2 separate regions of the Homo sapiens genome follow, and region 1 is linked to region 2. A link is a contact called in ENCODE Hi-C data. All regions are on one chromosome and are shown on one strand. The core of a region is the stretch at or near the end of the contact, and the rest is flanking DNA. Distances in the headings are between cores, read along the strand shown. Region 1 overlaps LOC105370982 (a long non-coding RNA gene). Region 2 overlaps CHD2 (chromodomain helicase DNA binding protein 2).

What was found. A loop is a pair of places that touch in the nucleus more often than their neighbours do. Pooled maps may share reads with other maps.
Region 1: a loop to region 2 is called in a map of psoas muscle, with 2.4 times the contacts of the local background. The contact joins two enhancer-like sites. A Hi-C loop is called at or near these places in 2 of 168 maps with a recorded cell type or tissue (gastrocnemius medialis and psoas muscle) and 8 of 50 pooled maps.

Annotation. Positions count from the first base shown.
Region 1 is chr15:93,216,073-93,218,772 of GRCh38, reverse strand. All of the region lies in intron 1 of LOC105370982 (a long non-coding RNA gene), which reads right to left. Among named protein-coding and RNA genes, the nearest start is that of RGMA, 130 kb to the right of the region's middle. Within about 2 kb of position 1,271, at least 4 of the 41 ENCODE cell types and tissues checked have a DNase peak (open chromatin) inside an H3K27ac peak, as active enhancers do; they include gastrocnemius medialis and psoas muscle, where a contact is called at or near this core.
Region 2 is chr15:93,027,450-93,030,149 of GRCh38, reverse strand. It overlaps CHD2 (chromodomain helicase DNA binding protein 2), which reads right to left. Exons shown (of 39, transcript NM_001271.4): 39 at 2,154-2,700. Among named protein-coding and RNA genes, the nearest start is that of RGMA, 60 kb to the left of the region's middle. RefSeq lists an enhancer at 1,198-1,704. Within about 2 kb of position 1,294, at least 29 of the 41 ENCODE cell types and tissues checked have a DNase peak (open chromatin) inside an H3K27ac peak, as active enhancers do; they include gastrocnemius medialis and psoas muscle, where a contact is called at or near this core.

The DNA of each region.
Region 1 (2,700 bases), core at 22-2,521, 190 kb before region 2:
TAGCGTCAAATTATTTTTCCAAAGATCTTCTTCCAGTTCACAGTCTAATTTCCTATTTCTTGGCAGAAATGTTGAAAACTACCTTGGAGAATGTTATTCCTAGATTTTTTGAGCTTAATCTCTGAATTTCATTTACCTTAGTGGCCCGTCAAGCTGTCTCCAACATTTCAGAAGCCACATTAATGTGAGAAAACTATGAGAATTATATCCAATTTGTTTCTTTCTTTACTAGAAATTAAGCTATCTACTCTTGCAATGGAATACTTTGAAGAAATGATGGCAAGTAGCCTAAATCGCTCTTTTTCTTCAATACTTAAGAATGTAACTAAAAATTCATACCAACTGGCCGGGCGCAGTGGCTCATGCCTGTAATCCCAGCACTTTGGGAGGCTGAGGTGAGCGGATCATAAAGTCAAGAAATTGAGACCACTCTGGCCAACATGGTGAAACCCTGTCTCTACTAAAAATACAAAAATTAGATGGGCGTGGTGACGCGTGCCTGTAGTCCCAGCTACTCAGGAGGCTGAGGAAGGAGAAGCATTTGAACCTGGGAAGCAGAGGTTGCAGTGAGCCGAGATCGCGCCACTGCATTCCAGCCCGGCGACACAGCAAGACTCTGTCTCAAAAAGAAAAAAAAGAAAAAAAAATTCACACCAATTATCCAGTTGATTTTTAAGTGCAAAATGCAAGAATTCCCAATATTAGGTCACAAGGACAGGTTTTGCCTATTTTCAATGCTAATACATAATTAAACTTCCATCTATGTTTTAAGATTGTTTTTCTCAACCAAGTCTGATGAATTATATAATTTGTGATGTACCTGTTGACAAATCATGCTTCTTTTACATAATTAAAGTAAATGAAACAGTATGCATCACTTATTAGCTGGGTGTTTAAAAAATCTTACAGTCAATTTTTATAACATATAACATGCAAAAATGACAAAATGTGGTGCTTTTTTTTAAGAAATTTCTACAGGATGGGGAGGGGTAAGAGATTGCACACTTTCGGAAGGAAACAGCAGGTGCAAACTTTTGCAAAGCACCTCTCTGCACTACACACCCTCCTCCCCTCTCCACCTCATGTGACCATGGACAAATCAGACACATTGGGAAAGACACACCCTAATCTGTTTCCATGGCCCTATGAGAAGCACAGATTTGGAAATACAATTCCCAGCAAGCCCAGGCATTTTAATGAGCCATGGCCAACTGGAGTGACAGAATCCTTCAGCCATGTCAAATGCCACCACAGCTGGCCCAGGGCAAAAGAAAGTGCCTCCTCCCTGGGACACCACCCTGTGTCCCAACCACATGAGATAAAAATGCAGAGTGCATTTCCCAGCTTCCCTCAGGACCCAGGAGAAATGCAGGCTAAATGCAGAGCAGGGAGCCTTGGCATCTCAGGCCAAGTTGGAATGCCGAACCATTCAAGGAACACCAGCCAAGGCAGGAAATGGGCAGGGAAGGGGCTAAGAGCAAACCTAATCAGTCCAGCAACCTTGCAAATGACATTTGGAAGTGCAAAGTCGTTCTGAGTTCCAGAACAAGAAATATCTTTAGATGTTGAAATGGCTTTTGCCAAATGCCAACCTGCTGAATTTGTTTTTCTTTTGGTTCATTAAAAAAGAATAACCATTTGTGCATTTATGAAAAGAAATATTACCTTCCCAGGGTCTACAGGCAACTACCTGGAATTTGGCGTAGTCTCTCCTTGTGAGCTGTTTTTTTTTCTTTATATCAGCAAATATTGATTGACTATGGTGTGTCAAGGCAACGGAGAAACAGTCCCTACTCTCAAAGAGCTTCTAGTGTGGTGCGTGGACAGAATGAAATGCAGACGATTACGATGCAACATGGCCTGCGGCTCATTCTACAGAAGTGGTGACCACCACGCTACAAAAGCAAGCCGAAGGAAGTGGGAGGAAGTTCCAGGTACAAAGTTTCTGCATACAAAGAGGCACGAGGAGGTGGCAGAATCAGTGCCAGGCTCTGCTAAAAGCACTGGGCATATATGAACCTATTTTATCCTCAACAACCCATGCAGGTGCTGCTACCATCTTCACTTTACAAATGAAGAAACTGAGGTACAGGAAGGTTGATTGACTTCCCCAAGATCCCCCAGCCAGGAATTGGCTGAAAGTAGTTCAAAATGGTTGGAGCATATTAGGGGTCTGAGAGGGTGAGGGGAATGAGGGGGAAACAGGTTGTCAAGACATATAAAATCAGGAAGAAGCCAAATTGTGAAGGTCCACACATATCATGTTGGGAATTTGCAAGCATGTAAGCAACCCCTGAAGAAGTTCAAGGGGGTAATGCTAGGAGCTGAGGTGGGCTCTAGAAAGCTTACGCCATGTATCTTGTGGAAATTAGATTGAATGCAAGCAAGGTTAGTGGAGGGTGAGGGGACCAATCTAGTGAGAGGTAATGGTGGCCTGAACTAGAGGAGTAGCAGTGGGGGTGACAGGCATTTGGATAATTCCAGGGACCTTTGCTAAGTAGAATCAACTGGACAATAGCTGATGAAATGGGAGAGTTAAGGCGGGGCAGGGGTCGGGGTACGGAGGCCAGCTTCCAGGCTCCTGGCGCGAGCTCCACACAGATTATTGGACCACCAGAAGAATTCTCTCAGATCTGAGAATAACAACAATGGAACTGGCCCTGTTCTTCAACTATTTACTAGCACCAGGCTGGACACTTA
Region 2 (2,700 bases), core at 45-2,544:
CCCTGCTGGGCCTTCCTGCTGGGGTTTAGTCTCCCCGCACAGCAAGCTGCGGCTTTCCAGAAGCCCTGGCCAATGGGGCTCCAAGAGGGCAGCTCGCTTGTCTTGCAGTCTCTGGAGTGGGAGGTGCTGGGCCCGGTGCTCACCGGGCCTGCCCTCCAGGCCGGGCAAGCTCTGTCCTTAGTCTGCCTCAACCCATCCAGCTGCCCTCTGACTCAACCCTCTCCACCCATTCCCCAGCCAAGGACTTTGAATGCTGTCTCTTCCAGGTCGCCCTTAGGGTTACAAACCTTTTCCTTTTCCACTGTGCACACTCTCACTTAAAAACCGCATGAACCCAAGAAGCGGCCTCCTTCCTTTGCAGGTGAAGATGCAAGGTGATCACCCAGCTGAACATGGGGAGGGACCACATGGGGGCAATGCGCTGACTCGGGAGGCCCCTTTACAGCCCCCCAACGCCCCGAGGGCCACCACAGTGCCTGTGGTTAACGGGGCCCGTGTTTTAGCAACAATTCCTTCTTAGGTCACTAAAGAAATTAAGAGGAAGCTCACGTGTGATGTTCCGGAAGTGGATATTGTTCTGCCCATCTTCGAGGTAAGAAGCCTTTAGGCCATGGACTGGTCCATGTTCCCACACAAAGCCAGACAGCAGGAGGCTCAGCGCAAAACCAGGTGGCCTGAGCACACTGTCATCCACCACATCACACGCCAGCAGAACTGACCAGAACACCCCCAAGACGTCAAGCCTGGGGGAGGGGCCCACCGGCAGCAGCGGGAACAGCTCCTCAATTAGTGCCCAGGTTTCTGCAGGATGGAACTTTCACTGAATCCAGCTGCACCTTCTCCTCCCCACCCGCTCACTGATCAGAACAGATTTGAGGTGGGCTGGGAGACCAAATGGGTCCCATGAGATATGACAGAAAGGACTGGTGCAGGGGGCTTCAGTTAAGGCAACGCCTCACATCAGAGCTGGTCCTGCGCCTTTAAAAGCCACAGGTTGGAATCTGGAGCCGACTCTGGTCTGGCAAACTGCAGGGACTTGGGTTTCAATAAGTGACCTTTCTGTTGGCGCTGACTGAGGAGGGCTTGCCGTGATGCCAGGCGTGCGAGGCCCTGCCAGGGAGGAGGGAGGAGGCAGGGGCCCTGGGCCGGCCGCTTCCAGTAAAAGGCAGGCGTTTTGGCAGCTGGCAGTTTCGAAGCCTTGTTGCTATTGTAAGTCATAATAAGCTGATTATTGCAGTACTTGTTCTTAAAGTTTCCCCAAATTGTTCCAGCTGAGTCATGAGTTACAACACGATTGTGAGTCGTTTCTTGATGGGCACCAAGAGCCCTCAGCTTTTCTTCGTCTTTCTCAAGAACTACGTGAACTAAAAATCCCAGCCTCCCGCTCCAGCGCGGGCCAGGGCTGGCAAGGGCCCCTGCGTCCAAGTCCCCTGGGCTGACGGAGCGGAGTCACAGCAGTTGACAGCTCAGCTCTCAGTAGACACATGGCTTATTTGGTATCAAGATTTAAGAGCTAGTCTCAAAGTCACCAAAACATTAGTGAAAATCGTGGATCTGGGCAAACTTCAACCCTTATTCAGACAGAGATCTCCGCCCGCAGGCTGTGCCACCCTTCCTCTGTCTGGGCTGCACCAGAGCTGGGCCTGCCCCTGTGCCAGAATACTAAAGCTAACGTTTGTGTCAGTGTTTCCATTATAAAATGCCACCCCCCAGACCCCATCTGTTAAATTACCCTCAAAGCTACAGGCTGGCAGACACAGTGTTATTTCCTTCAGGATAGAAGGGGTGGCCCCCCTAGGTCTCCCTGGATCCCCCCAGGCAGGACTAACCCACGGGAATTAACTACCGGTTTCGGCAACCCTGGCCCTCCCTCAAGTGCAGAGCTGTGGGCCACAGCCTGGAGTTGCTCGGCCAGGGAGCTGTTCACCTCGACGACGGCATACTCAGGAACAGCTTAGGTATCTGTGGTGTTAAGGCCGGTACGCAACAATGCAACTGGTACTGGATGGAGGGAAATGCAACTTTAAAAGACTCCACTTCACAAGCTGTCAAAACATCTGGATGTGACCCAGCAACCAACGAGGGAAGGTAGACAAGGCGGTATCTCTAGTCACAGAGCTCACACCACAATGCAATGCAACGTGTTAGCCCAATTCTAAAAATGCTCAGTAACACTTTTTAATATACAAGAATCAAAAGTACAGCAGTTTTACAATGTAGGAAAATTTAATACATACTATATAAACAACATTATTTACATCAGAAATCACTAGGACAGTGGCATTTTTCACAAATATAAATTAATTACTGTTTAGTCAACAGGTTTTAAAAGTCCACAATTTTACAATAAAGAAAAACCATCTGTCCCCAGATGAGTGGGGCACAGATGGCCTAAAGCAGCCTGGACCCTTGGCATGGCTCCCCTCGCCCAACGTGGCAGCCCTCAGAGGAGCCGGAAGACCGCTGGTGCTGGGCCTGGGCTGCTGCTCCTGCTGACAAGTGGATTTTGGTCTGTAGGATTTCAGTGTCATTGTGTGACTTCCTAAATCAACTGTGTTTGCACCGTGAGGACTGATGCAACTTTCAGACACACCAGGCCAGAATGTCTGCAGCACAGCGTGCAAAGTGTTTGGGCTTCCCTTCGAAGGGCTGAGGAATGACTGAAAGGAGAGTGAGCCCCGGGCTCTGCTGGCACCTGTC